Regions from separate parts of the Homo sapiens genome. Here region 2 is linked to region 1. Evidence: read pairs that join two places in POLR2A ChIA-PET (ENCODE). Cell type or tissue: Panc1. All regions are shown on one strand. Each heading gives the region's core, and the rest is flanking DNA. Links, peaks and the distances in the headings are about the cores only. Region 1 holds the start of LOC124901360 (a long non-coding RNA gene). Region 2 overlaps ANKRD6 (ankyrin repeat domain 6).

Evidence for each region. ChIA-PET counts read pairs that join two places held together with the same protein. Peaks named below come from ENCODE experiments on the same cell type or tissue, not always from the same donor. Only the 100,000 strongest peaks of a DNase experiment are listed, where the experiment ranks them.
Region 2: POLR2A ChIA-PET joins it to region 1 with 15 read pairs; 5 of 35 experiments call an interaction of 5 or more read pairs at or near these places.

Annotation. Positions count from the first base shown.
Region 1 is chr6:89,438,632-89,447,651 of GRCh38, forward strand. All of the region lies in intron 1 of ANKRD6 (ankyrin repeat domain 6), which reads left to right. It overlaps LOC124901360 (a long non-coding RNA gene), which reads right to left and starts at 2,902. Exons shown (of 2, transcript XR_007059675.1): 1 at 1-2,902. In Panc1, for the core only: no CTCF peak of the experiment used is centred there; no DNase peak of the experiment used is centred there; H3K27me3 peaks cover 268 bases.
Region 2 is chr6:89,586,552-89,595,571 of GRCh38, forward strand. All of the region lies in intron 2 of ANKRD6 (ankyrin repeat domain 6), which reads left to right. Among named protein-coding and RNA genes, the nearest start is that of MDN1-AS1, 47 kb to the right of the region's middle. In Panc1, for the core only: no CTCF peak of the experiment used is centred there; no DNase peak of the experiment used is centred there.

The DNA of each region.
Region 1 (9,020 bases), core at 455-8,454:
TTATGTAATTTATTTCTAACTTTTTTTTTTAGACAAAATCTCGCTCTGTTGCCTAGGCTGGAGTGCAATGGTGCGATCTTGGCTCACCACAACCTCCACCACCCAGGTTCAAGTGATTCTCCTGCCTCAGCCTCCTGAGTAGCTAGGATTACAGGCAGCCACCACTGTGCCTGGCTAATTTTTGTATTTTTAGTAGAGTCAGTGTTTTGCCACATTGGCCAGTCTGATTTCGAACTCCTGACCTCAGGTGATCCGCCGGCCTCGGCCTCCTAAAGTGCTGGGATTACAGGTGTGAGCCACTGCACCTGGCCTATTTCTTACTTTCTAAACATATATGTGTATATGTATATATATGTATGTGTTTGTATATATGTATATACACTGTATAAATAAAATGTTATGTCTTCATAGTGGAGGGTGTGGAGAAGACTTCTATACAGGAAACAAATGTATCATAATTGCCATGTGAGCAGATAAAAATGCTATTAAGCCATCTAGGCTCAGACATTTATTAGGGAATGAAGCATATTTAATTTACTCAGAATCATCCAACCATGTAGAGAATTGTACATTTGAGAAAGACGGAGCAGAGAAAGATTAGCAAAGAACAAGAATATGCATGTCTTAATGGCTTCGTTAATGTTATCATAAGAGTTTAAAACTACTTTAGGCTGCTGGCAATAGGCTAGGTATGAAACTTATTCCCCCTTCAAAAAAAAAAGTTTTTGCCATGGAATGTGTTACATAATCACAAAGTATATGTGTCAATTTTACTTATTTGCTCTTAAGGGAAAGTAAAATTGTAAAATTTGTATCTGTTTTTCTTATTTGTTTGAAGTAAATTTGTGCCCAAGAGGGTGCACAGCATCAAATGGTAGACATTAAAGGATTACAAGATCATGTGAAAGATCCCAAGACCCAGTTAGAGTCATGGAGAAACTTCAGTAATGTGCACTAATTCTAGTAATGCTTCAGCGTCATTTATCTGTTACTAGTTGACATTGGGCTGTTCTACCTAAGGAAAAGGCCCAAATAATTAAAATTTACCATCTTTTAAATCCTAATTTTCTTTTTTTTCTTTTTCCGAGACAGGGTCTCATTCTGTCACCCAGGCTGGAGTGCAGTAGTGCCATCTTGGCTTACTGCAAACCCCGCCTCCTGGGTTCAAGCAATTCTTGTGCCTCAGCCTCCCGAGTAGCTGGGATTACAGGTGCACCACCATACTCGGTTAATTTTTGTATTTTTAGTAGAGACGGGGTTTTACCATGTTAGCCAGGCTGCTCTTGAACTCCTGACCTCAAGTGATCTGCCCACCTTGGCCTCCCAAAGTGCTGGGATTACAGGCCTAAGCCACCATGCCTGGCCTTAAATCCTAATTTTAAAATAAAGTTTCCTGTTTCATGGTGCTCATATTGGTGTAGTGAAGGAAAAAATAATTTTTCCTCTACTCTTGTGAGTTCTCAGCTGGGAGCCCTGTAACAAAACATAGGTTAACAAGAGAAAAACAAATGGAAGTTTATTAACATGCATATTTCATATATACATGGGAGAAAATTCAGGGAAAGAGTAATTCTCAAAAAGATTTCTTAGAACTCTGGCTTATATAGCATCTTCAACAAAGAACAGTACACTTTTAGAGAAGTGACAAGACAAAGGAAAAAGACCTTCAGTCTTTAGCGATGGCGAATTGTAGGAAGGCAAATACATGGGGAACTAATGGCAGATAAAGGCTAGTTAGTGCAGTTTGTTATGTAGATGCCTCTGGTGCCTTCTCTAGGCTGTTAAGGACCTAAAGCTGTCTTCTGTGACTAACCTTTATCCTTCCTGGTGGAGAGAGGAGAAGGGACACCTTTGTTAATTTATGTCCTGCTTTTAGCAAATAGGGGAAGGCAAGGAGCTTTTCTTGTATCCACTTCTCAGTTGCCTTCGGCTCAAAATAATCCTTATGCCAAAGTGGCATATTTTGGGGTAGCATATCCTGATACTTTTCATTGGAATTAAAGATGCACTAGCTGGGTGTGGCAGTGAGCACCTGTAGTCCCAGCTACTTGGGAGAGGCTAAGGTGGGAGGATCGATCGCTTGAGCCCAGGAGTTTGAGGTTGCAGTGCAATATGATCATGCCTATGAATAGCCACTGCACTCCAGCCTAGGCAACATAGCAAGATCCCATCTCGAAAAAAAAAAAAAAGTTGTACTAGACTAAAGGTTGGCAAATTATAGCCATGGCCCAAATCCAGCTTGATGCCTGTTTCATTCCTTTGCATGGTGTCTATAGCTGCTTTCAACTGCTATGGCAGAGTTGAGTAGTTTCCACAGAGATTACCTGGCCCACAAAACCTGATATATTTTACTATCTGTTTTTTTACAGAAAAACATGTTGATGATGCCTTCACTAGATACAAAATTAGTATAACTCAGTTTGATAATAACTCTGTTCCTAGTTAGAACCTACTTAATCTCTGTGGCCCACTGTTACTTCACTATAGTGGGGATAAATGACCTTGAACAAGTTACCGAATGTATCTTCTTTTTTTTTGAGACAGAGTCTCGCTCTGTCTCCCAGGCTGGAGTGCAGTGGTGTGATCTCAGTTGGCTGCAACCTCTGCCTCCCGGGTTCAGGTGATTCTCCTGCCTCAGCCTCCTGAGTAGCTGGGATTACAGGCACCCGCCACCATGCCTGGCTAACTTTTTTATATTTTTAGTACAGACAGGGTTTGGCCATGTTGGCCAGGCTCATCTGGAGCTCCTGACCTCAAGTGATCTGCCTGCCTCGGCCTCCCAAAGTGCTGGGATTACAGGCATGAGCCACTGCACCTGGCCGAATTTATCTTCCAGTTAGCTGTCTATCTTCCAGTTAGCTTCCTTAGACCAATACTTCTCAAACTTATGCATATGTCAACAAAAAAAGCCAAACTCCTGTAAAGCATTTAAAGAGGTTTATTCTGAGCCAACTGTGAGTGACCATAGCCTTGGTTTTCTTTTCTTTCCTTTTTTTTTTTTTTTTTTTTTTTTTTTGAGAGACAGAGTTTTGCTCTTATTGCCCAGGCTGGAGTGCAATGGCATGATCTTGGCTCACTGCAACCTCCGCCTCCTGGGTTTTAGCAGTTCTCCTGCCTCAGCCTACCAAGTAGCTGGGATTATAGGCATGCGCCACCACACCCAGCTAACTTTGTATTTTTAGTAGAGATGGGGTTTCACCATGTTGGTCAGGCTGGTCTTGAACTCCTGGCCTCAGGTGATCTGCCTGCCTTGGCTTCTCAAAGTGTTGGGATTACAGGCGTGAGCCACTGTGCCCAGCCAGCCATGGTTTTCAAGAGGTCCTCGGAACATGTGTCTAGGTGGTTGGGTTACAGCTTGGTTTTATTTTTATTTTTTTATTTTTTTGAGACAGGGTCTCACTCTGTCGCCCAGGCTGGAGCAGTGGCATGATCTCAGCTCATGCAGCCTCTGCCTCCCAGGTTCAAGCACTTCTCGTGCCTCAGTCTCCTAAGTAGCTGGGATTACACGCATGCGCTCCCACACCCAGTTAATTTTTGTATTTTTAGTAGAGACGGGGTTTCGCCATGTTCCCTAGGCTGGTCTCGAACTCCTGGGCTCAAGCAATCCACCTGCCTTGGCTCCCCAGAGTGCTGGGATTACAGGCCTGAGCCACTGCGCCTGGCCCATCAGCTTGGTTTTATACATTTGAGGGAGGCATAGACACCAATCAGGCTGGGTGAGGTGGCTCACGCCTATAGTCCCAGCACTTTGGGAGGCTAAGGTGGTCAGATTGCTTGAGCCTGGGAGTTCAAGACCAGCCTGTGCAACATAGTGAAAGCCCATCTATTAAAAAAAAAAAAAATTAGCCAGGCATGGTGGTGCATGTTTGTAGTCCCAGCTATTCAGGAGTCTGAGGTAAGAGGATCGCTTGAGCCTGGGAGGTCGAGACTCCAGTGAGCCAAGACTGGCACCACTGCACTCCAACAGAGTGTCAGACCCTGGGCAACAGAGCAAAACCCTGTCTCAAAAAAAAAAAAAAAAAAAAAGACAGCAATCATTATCTGTGAGGTGTGTATTGGTTTGGTTCAAAGATTTTCTCATTGGCAATTGGTTGCAAAAGTTATTATCTAAAGATCTGGAATCAGTAGACAGAAGTCTCTGGGTTACGATAAGGGGTTGTGGAGACCAAGGTTCTTATTATGTAGGTGAAGTCTCATAGGTGGCCACCATTAGAGACCACAGATGGCAGATGTTTTCTGTTTAAACCTTTAAAAGATGCTGGACTCTCAGTTGATCTCATTAGCACATGGAGGGACTAGAGGGGGTAAGATCTAGTTATGTTAATAGAGACTCTTTGCAGAAGCAATTTTCCCCCCACAAAAGATGGCTTTGTAGGGCCATTTCAAAATATGGCAAAGAAACATATTTTGGGATAAAATACTTTGATTTTCTTCTTTATCTGTCATGTGATACTAGAGTCAGATTGGAAATTGGTACCTTATTGCTACAAAGAATCTGTTTTGTCAGTTTGAAGATCTCTGTTTTAATCTTACTGCTGGTCAGTTGTGCCTGAACTCCAAAAGGGAAGGTATAATGAAGCACATCTGCTTCCCCCACCCCTGCCTATTTTTCAGGTTTCTTTGGAATTCTTTGACCCGGGTGGGGGTGAAGAGGATCCATTCAGTTGGTTGGGGGAGCTTAGAATTTTATTTTTGGCTTAAATGTAAGAATAATCTGGGGAATATATTAAAATTTGGGAATTCTCAGCCTTACTCCATAGATTCTAATTCACTAGGTCTGGGGAGGCACACATTTAACAATCACCCCAGATTCTGATGAGGTGACCTGTGGTCCACAAATTATTTTATTTTTTGAGACAGGGTCTCACTCTGTGACCCAGGCTGGAATGCAGAGGTGTGATCATGGTTCTGCAGCCTCAACCTCTCAGGTTCAAGCAATCCTCCCACTTCAGCCTCCCATCTCAGCCACCTGAGTAGCTGGGACTACAGGCGCATGCCACTACACCTGGCTAATTTTTGTATTTTTTGTAGAGATTTTGCCATGTTGCTGAGGCTGGCACCCTTTAAATAATTTGAGCCCTTATGGCAATTTGTCTTTTGGTTCCTAAAAATTGTTTCGTAGCTCTAGATAAAGTTCTTGTCTCAACCAGCATTGAAGCCTTGCCTACCTGATAGGAGAGCTTGGAACCAAGAGGGGAATGCCCAATGGCATTAATCATTAGCTTCTGAGCAGAGCAGTAAGCTTGTCGTATAAATCAAATCACTCACTGTGTGAGCTTATCTACAGAGACCTCTGCAGCTTCGCTTCCGAATAGAAATGATAGAAAAAGTTGGCACTGGGGCTTTAGTGAATGTGAATGGTTTATATCGGAGCTCAGTTTGCCTGTTGATGCTAAGAGAAAACAAATTAAAGTTAAAATGAGCACTGTGGCCCTGCATTAGCCATCTTTTTTAAAAATCAAGGTAAAAGTTAATAAAAGAAAGAGCTTTGATGAGAGGAAGGACCTAAGTCCAGGCACTTTAAGAACAAATACTTGTTTGTTTATAATTTTCTGAATCTCCAGAAGGTACTATCCTGAGTTACAGAATATCTATTGAACGGCTTGCTTACTGAAGCCTTTGTTTTCCTCCATTTGCTGTTCAAAAACTTAGGAGAGAGTGGCAGATCAGTAATGAATAACAGCAAAATCCCCTGGCACCTGTTGGATTTTTATACAAAACAGAAAAAGTTAAAACTTGAAGGAACAATGAAAGAACCTCACATCTCCAGTACTCAATATGATTGAAGTTAGGTTGCTACTGTTTAGAAGCACTGTTTTAAAACTGAGGTTTTGATGCCTTAAAACATTTTTCATCTTTGTTACCTTGCTGAAATAAAATCTAAAAGTTGCATTGGGTATAAGCCAGGATATATTGTACTTTGAAATATAAGTAAACATTTTATCATCCAATGACAGACTTATAACTAATTAGATATTTTCCTGTTGGGATATATCTAGGGAAATTGATTTCAAAAACTGTTTATTAATAGGGACTTTAGAAATTCTATTTAAGGGCTGGGCGCGGTGGCTCACGCCTGTAATCCCAGCACTTTGGGAGGTTGAGGTGGGCGGATCACCTGAGATCAGGAGTTTGAGACCAGCCTGGCCAACACAGTGAAAACCCATCTCTACTAAAAATAAAAAAATTAGGCAGGCATGGTGGCGCACACCTGTAGTCCCAGCTACTTGGGAGGCTGAGGCAGGAGAGTTGCTTGAACCTGGGAGGCGGAGGTTACAGTGAGCCAAGATCACACCATTGCACTCCAACATGAGTGACAAGAGCGAAACTCCATGTCAAAAAAAAAAATCTATGTAAGACTATCAAAGGATTCCTTTACATAATGAGCTCCCCTAGTCCCTAGATATTTGATATATAGGCATAGCTCATTTTATTGCACTTTGCAGATACGTGTTTTTCACGAATTGAAGGCTTGTGGTAATTCTGTGTTGAGCGTCTATCAATACCATTTTTCCAACAACATGTGCTCTCTCTGTGTCTCTATGTCACACTTTGGTAATTCTCACAATATTTCACACTTTTTCTTTATTATTATGAAAAATTGTTTCGGTGATCTGTGATCAGAGATCTTTCTTTTTTTTTTTTTTTTTTTTTTTTGAGATAGAGTCTTGCTCTGTTGCCCAGGCTGGAGTGCAGTGGCATGATCTTAGCTCACTGGAACCTCCACCTCCCAGGTTCAAGTGATCCTCCTGCCTCAGCCCCACTAGTAGCTGGGATTACAGGCACGTGCCACCATGCCCGGCTAATTTTTGTATTTTATTTATTTATTTATTTGACATGGAGTCTCCCTCTGTCGCCAGGCTGGAGTGCAGTCAAGCAATCTCTGCTCACCGCAACCTCCACCTCCTGGGTTCAAGTGGTTCCCCTCCCTCAGCCTCCTGAGTAGCTGGGACTACAGGTGCACACCACCATGCCTGGCTAATTTTTGTATTTTAGTAGAGACTGGGTTTCACCATGTTGGTCAGGATGGTCTCGATCTCCTGACCTTGTGATCTGCCCGCCTCGGCCTCCCAAAGTGCTGGGTTTACAGGCGTAAGCCACTGCGCCTGGCTCAATTTTTGTATTTTTAGTAGAGATGGGATTTTTCCATGTTGGCCAGGCTGGTCTCAAACTCCTGACCTCAGGTGATCCTCCTGCCTTGGCCTCCCAAAGTGCTAGGTACAGCCATGAGCCACTGCGCCCGGCTGATCAGAGATCTTTGATGTTATTATTGTAATCATTTTGGGACACCATGAATTGTGCCCAAATAAGAAGGAGAACTTAATTAATAAGTGTTGTATGTGTTCTGGCTGTTCCACTGACCAGCTGTTACCCATCTCTCTCCCTCTCTTTGGGCCTCCTATTCCCTAAGACACAGCAATATTAAAATTAGGTGAATTGGCTGGGCACAGTGGCTCATGCCTGTAATCCCAGCACTTTGGGAGGCCGAGGCAGGCGAATCACCTGAGGTCAGGAGTTTGAGACCAGCCTGACCAACATGGTGAAACTCTGTCTCTACTAAAAATACAAAATTAACTGGGCATGCTGGTGCATGTCTATAATCCAAGCTACTTGGGAGGCTGAGGCAGGAGAATCCCTTGAATCTGGGAGGTGGAGGTTGCAGTGAGTCAAGATCGTGCCATTGCACTCCAGCCTGGGCAACAAGGGCGAAACTTTGTCTCTAAATAAATAAATAAATAAATTAAATAAAATTAGGTGAATTAATAATCCCACAATGGCCTCTAAGCATTCAAGTGAAAGGAAGAGTCTCACAACTTTCACTTTAAGTCAAGAGTTAGAATTAATATTAGTGAGGCAGGCATGTCAAAAACCAAGATAGAATGAAAGCTAGGACTCTTGTGCCAAAGGGCTAGCCAAGTTGTGAATGCAAAGGAAAAATTCTTGAAAGAAATTAAAAGTGCTACTCTAGGGCTGGGTGCAGTGGCTCACTCTTGTAATCCCAGCACGTTAGGAGGCTGAGGCAGGAGGATGGCTTTAGACCAGGAGTTCAAGACCAGCCTGACCAACTGATATAGTTTGGCCGTGTCCCCACCCAAATCTCATCTTGAACTGTAGCTCCCATAATCCCCATGTGTCGTGGGAGGGACCTGGTGGAAGGTAATTTAATCATGGGGGCAGTTACCCTCGTGCTCTTCTTGTGATAGTGAGTTCTCACGAGATTGGATAGTTTTATAAGGGGCTTTTCCCCCTTTTGATTGGCACTTCTTGCTGCTGCCATGTGAAGAAGGAGGTGTTTGCTTCCTCTTCTGCCATGATTGTGAGTTTCCTGAGGGTTCCCCAGCCCTGCGGAACTGAGTCAATTAAACCTCTTTCCTTTATAAACTACCCAGTCTTGGGTATTTCTTTGTAGCAGCATGATAATTGACTAATACACCAACGTAGTGAAATCCTGTCTCTACAAAAAATTAAAAAATTAGCAGGGCATGGTGATATGCACCTGTAGTTCTAGCTATTCGGGAAGGCTGAGGTGGGAGGATCACTTAAGCCTGGGAGGTTGAGGCTGCAGTGAGCTATGATTGTGCCACTGTATTTCAGCTTAGGTGACAGAGTGAGACCCTGTCTCAAAAAAAAGGGAGGGGGGCCACTCCACTGTACACAGGAGTGACAAGAAAGTGAAACAGCCTTATTGTTATTGCTGATATGGAGAAAGTTTGAGTGGTCTAGATAGATTAAACCAGCCACAACATTCCCTAAAGCCAAGGCCTAACCCAGAACAAGGCTCTGACTCTATCAATTGTGTAAAGGCTGAGAGAGGTGGGAAGCTGCAGAAAAAAAGTCTGAAGCTAGCAGAGATTGGTTCATGAGGTTTAAGAAACCATCTCTGTAACATAAAAGTGCAAGGTAAAGCAGCCAGTGCTGATGTTGAAGCTACAGCAAGTTATCCATAAGCTCTAGCTAAGATTGTTGATTGATGAAGATGGCTACACTGACGAATAGATTTTCAATGTGGATGAAACAGC
Region 2 (9,020 bases), core at 753-8,752, 150 kb after region 1:
TGTCACATGCCTGTAATCCCAGCTACTCGGGAGGCTGAGGCAGGAGAATCATTTGAACCCGGGAGGTAGAGGTTGCAGTGAGCTGAGATCATGCTACTGCACTCTAGCCTGGTCCACAAAGCAAGACTGTCTTGGGGGAGAAAAAAAGAAAATGTAGTCTGGGCTGCCACCTGTGAGGAGTGTGTGGGCCATTAACTGATGTCTTACCACTCAGGGACAAGTGTACTGTAGAAGCTGATGGAATTCTTAATACCCAGTTAAGTTGCCTGAAATATTTTGGTCCTTCTTTTTGGTGGATCTTTATAGAAGGAAGCCCAACCCTAGCAATTACTGAGTTACCTCAAAAGGAATTCTTGGCCGGGCACAGTGGCTCATGGTTAAAATCCTAGCACTTTGGGAGGCTGAGGTGGGTGGATCACTTAAGGTCAGGAGTTCAAAACCAGCCTGGCCAACATGGTGAAACCCCACCTCTACTAAAAATACAAAAAAACTAGCGGGGCATGGTGGTGGGCACCTGTAATCTCAGCTACTTGGGAGGCTAAGGCAGGAGAATTTCTTGAACCTGGGAGGCATAGGTTGCAGTGAGTTGAGATCATGCCACTGCACTCTAGCCTGGGCGACAGAGTGAAACTCCGTCTCAAAAAAAAAAAAAAAAAAGGCTGGGTGCAGTGCCTCACGCCTGTAATCCCAACACTTCGGGAGGCCGAGGCAGGCAGATCATGAGGTCAAGAGATCAAGACCCTCCTGGCCAAAATGGTGAAACCCTGTCTCTACTAAAAATACAAAAATTAGCCGGGAGTGGTGGCGCATGCCTGTAGTCCTAGCTACATGGGAGGCTGAGGCAGGAGAATCGCTTGAACCCGGGAGGTGGAGGTTGCAGTGAGCCAGGATGGTGCCACTGCCCTCCAGTCTGGCGACAGAGCGAGACTTCATCTCAAAAAACAAACAAAAAAGGAATTCTCTTATCAATTAAACCCAATTGTTAGGAATAACTGATTCCTAACAATATACATTTCAAATCACCTCTCCATATCATTTATGATTATTATTATTTTACAGGGCCATCCTAATACTTCCATCCTTGTGTGATGGGACTGTTGGCCCCCAGTGCAGGAATTACCCTCTGCCCCCATTACATTTTATCTTTTTAAAATTAGCCTATTCCAATCTGAGATTGTTTTGGATCCTGATTTGTGTCAGCCAAGGAATTTATTCCCTTGCCGTTTCTTGTCAACTATTGTCTGATTAAGATATGATGTGTCACTCATGTAAGTAGACTAGTAGATAAAATATATTTGCAACAAGGAAAGAAAACTCTGAAAGCTTCTTAAATTATAAATTGTTTTTAAATGTAAAGTTTTATTTTCTTTGATCGATGGTACTTTTTCAATTTTTTTCTCGAATGTGTTCCATTTTTTTCTTGAATGTCTTCATAACTTTGTCTTCATTGAATCATAAGCCTGAGAAGGACTTTGAACTTTTCTGACCCAAATTTACACCATTCCAGGCTGTTGAAGCTCTCAGGGAACACCATCTATGATAAGAGGACCCTTGGGGCACTTAGAAAAGTTGGTGGAGTCTTCCACTTTTTAAAATCTAAACGAGGAGCCAGGTGGCCAGAATTCCACCTTGCAGTTCTTGCAGTTCTGCCAGAAATAAGATTGGAGGTATTGAGAATTCATTTCATCTCTTCAGCCAAATGAAACTCTCAAAGACTCTTCCCATTCTGAATATCATGTTTGTAAAATATGCGCCACTCTTATTTTAGTAATGTTACAACTTTCTTGCCTCCTACTACCTCTCTCTTAATGCGACAGATAATATAGGCAGACTGACTCAAAAAAGGCTTGACTCAAAAAAGACTGCATGACCCTGATCCAATGTATTTCTCATGGTCTCTTGAAGAAAAGAAGCTTTATGAAATGATTACACTAATTTAACCTAAATTCTTCCCATTACACCATTTCTCCTTGTCTGGGTCACAGCATGCAGCTGCCCTCCTTGTTACAGTCCCCAGTAGAGATGGTTAAATTGTTTTATTGTTTGAGCCAATGAGTCTCAATTCCTTTATACAACCTTTCCCTACTCCCTTCCTTCAGATTTTCTGCCCTTTTATTCCTTTGGCTTCTGCCCCAGGTCTCCTTTTGACTCTGGTCATAAGAATATCATTGAGACCAGGCACGGTGGCTCACGCCTCTAATTCCAGCATTTTGGGAGGCCAAGGCAGGTGGATCACCTGAGGTCAGGAGTTCGAGACCAGCATGGCCAACATGGTGAAACCCTGTCTCTACTAAAAATATAAAATTAGCTGGGTGTGGTGGTGCACGCCTGTAGTCCCAGCTGAGGCAGGAGAATCGCTTGAACCCAGGAGGCAGAGGCTGCAGTGAGCTGAGATTGCGCCACTGCACTCCAGCCTGGGTGAGACAGAGCGAGACTCTGTCTCAAAAAAAAAAAAAAAAAAAAAAAAGGTGTTCCAGGAATGGCTAAGCACCACACCTTTCCTTCTCACTTTTCAGGTGCATTCTGTTGGGACGGGTCTTGTCCAGGTCTGCTCTGTTAGACCTGTCATTCCTGGGACAGGTACTGTTGGTCTGAAAGGCCTGCCCTTTAGTAAGTAGGGTCCAAGATACTGAAGCAGGAGCGAGGAGCTGGGACCCAACCTGCGTCCTGGCTGGAGTGATGAGGGACCAGGGTCATGGCCCTGGGCTCCCAGGCCCCGTGCAGTCAGTGACAGGGGCAGTTGACTGGCTTGTTTCTGTAGGTTGTAGTTCTCAAATGGCTCTGGTTCGCCTCCTTCCGAGGGTCCTGGCCCCTCCTAGGAAGGGTTTTCTGACATAACGCCTTGGTCTACCTGGAGAATCCAGGAAGGAGGCTGAGCACCAGTCTGACACCTGCTGGGAACAAAAACACCTCCACTTCCTTTCAGGGTTTCTTTTAAGTGGATTACCTTTGGCTGGGCTCCCTTGTCATCCTCACTGGCGGGAGATCATTATCTTAACGGGAATTCTTCTCCTGGAAGATTCCCACTCCCAACTGGGAATTGGCCTCTTCAGAGTGAATAGCAGAGACTGTTTCATTCTAGGCATCATTGTGATCACTTGTTCATGTAATTTATTGCCTGCTGGAATGGGAGTCACTCTGATGTTCCCATGCAGCAGTTATGCTGGAGTTAGATCCACAGGGCTCAGCCTGAACAAATCATCATCCCAGTCAGTGCCCCAGTGGTGTGGACAGTGGGGACACATTTTTGTGGTTGTTGCTTCGCAACATCTCAAGACCCTTTGATTTGGTTCCCTGGAAGCAAGGCCCTGAGTCTGTGCCTCTTCCTGATTGGATCAGAGGGAGATGCAGGAAGTCAGGGTGAATACTGCCTCTTCTCCTCACCCCTGCCGGCCTCAGATGGCCCAGCCTGATACCAGGGCCCCTTGAGGAAGCAGCACCTTTAAAGGGTCAAAGGCAGTGGTGATAACCTCCAGCCACACGTGGAGATGCACTGAAAATGATTGGATAAAAATGATAATAGTTGTATTGGGTTGTGGAATTATAGAGGATATTCTTTTCCATATTTTTAGTAATGTCATTACATTGCTTATATACTCTGAAGATCTGGGAAGCTGTAGGTTGTGGCAAGGCAGTATTTTAGGTGTTTTATATTGATAGGCTGATGAGAGCATCAACAAGAATGTAAAAGAGATATGGCCCTTGCTGGAGCAGGCCTGAAGTGCGGGTTTAGCCTAAGTGCCTGTAGCTGTCCAGGGAGGGTTTATCCTGGCCCCTCCTCATCCCATCCTGTGGTTCTCAACAAGGTCACACATTAGAGTCACCTGGGGAGGTTGTATAAAAACTGCCTGGGCCTCACCACAGCGAGTTGATGAGAGACTCTGGAGGGAGAGGCTTACACACCAATACAGAGAAATGACAACAGACCAACCTCCCCAGGAGAGCCAGATGCAGAGAAAATAGAAAACATCTCTCCTTGTCCTTGAGATTCTAAAAAAATCAGGTTATTTTTAAACAAACCCCAGAGGTTAGTGGCTGGGCTAAGGTAAAACACCCAAGAACTTGGGAGCTGAGCTTCCTAAGGGTGAGACATGAAGCCCCTGCTCTGCCAGAGAAGAACTTTGCTCCTACCCTTACCCCCAACACAACCAGGGCAGCACACAGAGTGGTAGGGAAAGCATGCGGCTGAGCTCAGATGGCTGACGGGGTGAATCCAGACTCCAGTTAGCTGCTGTATAACTTAGAACAAGTGACAGTCTCCCAAGCCTCAGTTTCCTTATCTATAAAATGGGTTCGATAATAGTGTCCACCTCATAGGATAATTGGGAGGATAGAATTAGCTAACGTGTAAAATTCTTAAGATAGTGCCTTCTACGCAATAAATGGACCCAAGCGTTCAATAAATTCTGGCCGCTGCTGTCTCTTGCTCTGCCCAATTATTGGTCTCGCTGGGCTCACCAGGGCCTAGGTTGAGTTAAGCTGAACTGATCTTTGACGATAACTGGGGTAGGACTCAGGGCAAATTGATGCTTTAAAACTTCGTCCTTTTTTTCTTTTCTTTCTTTTTTTAAGGAGAAGGTCTTATTCTGTTGCCCAGACTGAAGTGCAATGGTGCGATCACAGCTCACTGCAGCCTTGATTTCCTGGGCTCCATCCATCCAGCCTCCTCAGCCTCCTGAGTAGCTGGGACTACAGGCGCACAAAACAACACTCAGCTAATTTTTGTATTTTTTGGTAGAGATGACATTTTGCCATGTTGCCCAGGCTATAGAACTCCTGGGCTCAAGTGATCCACCCGCCTTGGCCTCTCAAAGTGCTGGGATTACAGGCGTGAACCACCTTGCCTGGCCCAAACTTCTTATTCGTTAATACATGGTCTTTTCTCCTGTTCCCATTTCTTCCTGTGGCCAGTCCTAGGGGCATGGAAATGGAAATGAGAGCAGTTGCATCCTTAAGTCTAAGTCATTCAAAGGTGCCTCTAAGGATCAATTTTTATTTGCTCCTTCACCCTTAAGAGGGGTTCCAGCTTTTCCCATTAGTCGGACATGCCTGGGGGCATTCCTATGTGCTGGATAGGGGCAGCCTCTTCTCCAAAGGGCTCTATTTTTGTTGCTATTTACTACAGAATGTTCTGGAAAACCAAGTACATGTCTGCTGCTTTCTTGCTTTTCTCCTTTGGTAGGTGGTGTGTGTTTAAGAGGGTGGGCCTTGTGCTAGGAAAGCCCCAGGACGGAGGAGACAGCTTCAGCTTCTATAGGAAACCGATTACTGCCTTTGCTATTGCTGTACTTTAATCAGAGGCCAGAAAAGGAGCCAAGAATGTGCAGGGAACACAGCCCCTCCTCAGAAAAGCTCCTGTACCATTGTAGCTCAGCTCCTGAAGCTCTCAGGATGTCACACCTCCTTGCTGACAGGGAGCCTGAGTGCTGTGCGAGGCCAGGAGCATTGCTGGAGAATCAGGGAAGTCATAGTTTGGAGAATGGTGTTCTTGGTGAAGAATGCCCTTCCAAGAAGAGACACAGAGACTGGGAACCACAGTTTACGTTTCAAAAATGGAAGTGGACAAGAGGGCCAGGACTGGCTGGTGGGTACCTGGACCCTCCAGCCATAGCCCTTCTGGTTGGAAGAGATCCAACTCTTCACCCAAATCTGTTTGACATTGGAAATATCTCACTGGTCTTTGCGAAGGCAAAGGTGTAGGGTGTCGAAGAGCAGAGGGAGTGGTTGGGGTGTCCTCTGGGGTGGGGGCTAAGGACAGCTGGAGGGAAGGGAGACCCATGCTAGATGATGGACGTTACCTCGTGTCCTTATTTCAAGCCTGTGGAGTGGGCAGTGGAGGTTATTCCTATTTTACAGATGAGAAAATGCTTAGTTTGGGGGATTAAGCACCAAATGACACAGGTGTTATTAGTCAGAGCTGGGATTCAAACTAAGCTCTGATACCTCTGGCCTTTCATTTCTCCACTGGCGGTTCTTCACTGACTTTGGATTAGAAAGGTGCCTCCAATCCAGGCCCATCCTGTTGGTAATTTAGTTTCTAAAGTGCCCTCCCAGAAGTGATCTTCTTTGAACCTGTCCTAGTCCATTTGGCCTCTCTAACAAGGTAACATAGAGTAAGTAGTTTAAACAACAGACATTTGCTCCTCATGGTTCTGGGAGCTGGGAATTCCATGGTCAGAGTATCAGGAGGTACTCATGCATCTGGGACCCCAAGCACAGCAGGAGGATCTCTTGAGACACACACACAAAAAAACGTTGCCAGGCACATGGCTCACACCTGTAATCCCAGCACTTTGGGAGGCTGAGGTGGGAGGATCACTTGAGACCAGCCTGGCCAACATGGTGAAACCCGTCTCTACTAAAAATACAAAAATTAGCTGGGCATGGTGGCACGCACCTGTAGTCCCAGCCACTTGGGAGGCTGAGGCCAGAGGATTGCTTGAACCTAGAAGGCAGAGGTTGCAGTGAGCCAAGATCGCGCCACTGCACTCCAGCCTGGGTGACAAAGTGAGACTCCATCTCAATTTTTTAAAAAGTACTCCTGGGTCTGTTGGCCTCTTTCCAGCCTCCCCAGGCAGCTTCTCTCCTTGCTGGTCTGTATTTTCCAGCTGCCCAGAAGCACTTGTGTCCCACCATGCTGTCACCTCCCTCATAGCACACACTTCTCTGTCCTCATGTGATGAACTCCCCTGTGTTTCAGAATGTCTTAGGAAACTTTGTGAAGGGCACATACTCAATGTCAAGAAGTCCTTGACAAGGATATGTGGTGACAGATGAAGCTGGGGACCAGGCCCAGCCAGTGGAACCTGGTCATGCCACTCTATCTGATCAGCTATGATTTCATTGGAAGAATCGAGGTTAGGGAGCACATGGCTGAGCACAGTCACTGTCAGAGAAAGGTCACTCTTCATCTCAGATGCTGCCTTTTTCTGAAGGCTTTTTATAGCCCACTTTTTTGGGGAGTGATTAAAGTAAGCTCTGACCTCTTTCCAGAATCATTCTAGTGCTTTGGTCACATTTCATGGGGAGAAATTAAGATCCTTTATTGTCTGTTATCTCTGTTTTCCTCCATGGCTCATTACCCATGGCAAACTGGTGCTTTCTTGAAATCATTAATGTGTATCCTGCTAGAGTATCAATAAAGGCCTTTGGGAAGACCTTAGGGGTATGCTTCAGCATGGGTGGGGCCATGGTTCATTGATGTTTGAATGTTTCTTCACAGTGAAACTTGTAGGGGAAAGCAAAGGAAACATGTTTGCTTGAGAATTTGGAGTTTGGCAGGGCAGTTCTCTAGATAGAAGTTGATTCACATCAAAAAGTGTTATTTCTTCTGGATGTCACCCTTGATGTGGCACCTTGGGAGCCGACATGCTTAGAGCATTTGAAGCGAATGGTCTTCTCTATGACCCAGCAACAGGGCTAAGAAGGCTACTCAGGTGCACAAGGAGAGGAACACGCTGTGTTCTGCAACCTCCTGGCATTAGCCTGGGTGCCCATCAGGAGGAGGATGAGTAAATAATAAGTGAACCAGAACTACATGAATAACATGAAAAACAAATCTCAAAAATACAAGGTTAGACAAAAAATGCCAAATTATATTGTATAGTTGAAAACTATTAGGCCAGGCACAGTGGCTAACGCCTGCAATCTCAGCACTTTGGGAGGCCGAGGCAGGCGGATCACTTGAGCCCAGGAGTTCAAGACCAGCCTAAGCAACATGGTGAAACCCCATCTCTACAAAAAAATAGAAAAAATTGGCTGGGCATGGTGACACATGCCTGTGGTCCCAGCTACTCAGGACACTGAGGTGGGAGGATCGCTTGAGCCAAAAGGTTGAAGCTGCAGTGAGCCATGATCATGCCATTGCACTCCAGCCTGGGCAGCAGAGTGAGACCCTGTCTCAAAGAAAAAAAAAAACAAAGGTTTGAAACAAGCAACACAATGTTTATATATATTGTCTTTGACTATAAACATGTAGTAAAAAATATAATGAAAAGCAAAGGAGTGATGAATACCAAATTTGAGAGAGTGGTTACCTCTGGGGATGGAAGAGAAATGAGACCTGGGAGTTGTTCACGAGGAATGTCAATGATTTATTTTTTTTCTTGAAATGGTTGGTGGTTATGTGAAGTTTAGAATATTACTTATGTTTTTTAGTGGTTGAAATACTTCATAATTTCAGTTTAGTGTTTTTGTTTGTTTGTTTTTTAAGGCAGGGTCTTGCTCTGTTGCCCAGGCTGAAGTGCAGTGGTACAATCACAGTTCACTGCAGCCTTGACCTCCTGGGCTCAAGTGATCCTCACACCTTAGCCTCCTAGGTAGCTGGGACTACAGGCACATGCCACTGTGCCCAGCTAATTTTTAAAAAAGAAAATGTTTTTATAGAGATAGGGTCTCGCTGTGTTGCCCAGGCTGATCGCAAACCCCTGGCATCAAGTGATCCTCCCACTTCAGCCTCCCAAAATGCTGAGATTACAAGTGTGAGCTACTACACCCAGCGTAGAATTTTTTTTTAAAAAGAGGAAGAACCGGCCAGTCATGGTGGCTCATGCCTGTAATCCTAGCACTTCGGGAGGCCAAGGCGGGTGGATCATTTGAGGTCAGGAGTTCAAGACCAGCCTGGCCAACATGGTGAAACCCTGTCTACTTGAAATACAGAAATTAGCTAGGTGGTAGTGGTGTGCACCTGTAATTCCAGCTACTCGGGAGGCTGAGGCAGGAGAATCGCTTGAGCCTGGGTTAGCCTGGCATTAGCCTGGGTGCCCATCAAGAGGATGATGAGTAAATAATAAGTGAACCAGGATGCAGAGGTTGTGGGGAGCCGAGATGGCGTCGCTGCACTGCAGTCTGGGTGAGAGAGTCAGACCCTGTCTCAAAGAAAAAAAAAAAAGGAAGAACCTTTCCTAATCAGTTCAATCAACAGTTTTAATTTTCACCTGTTACTAACTGGACTCCTCTGGGGCTGATGACCATGACATCTTGCTGTTCTCCCACCTCTTGCCCAGGTTCATCATGGCCAC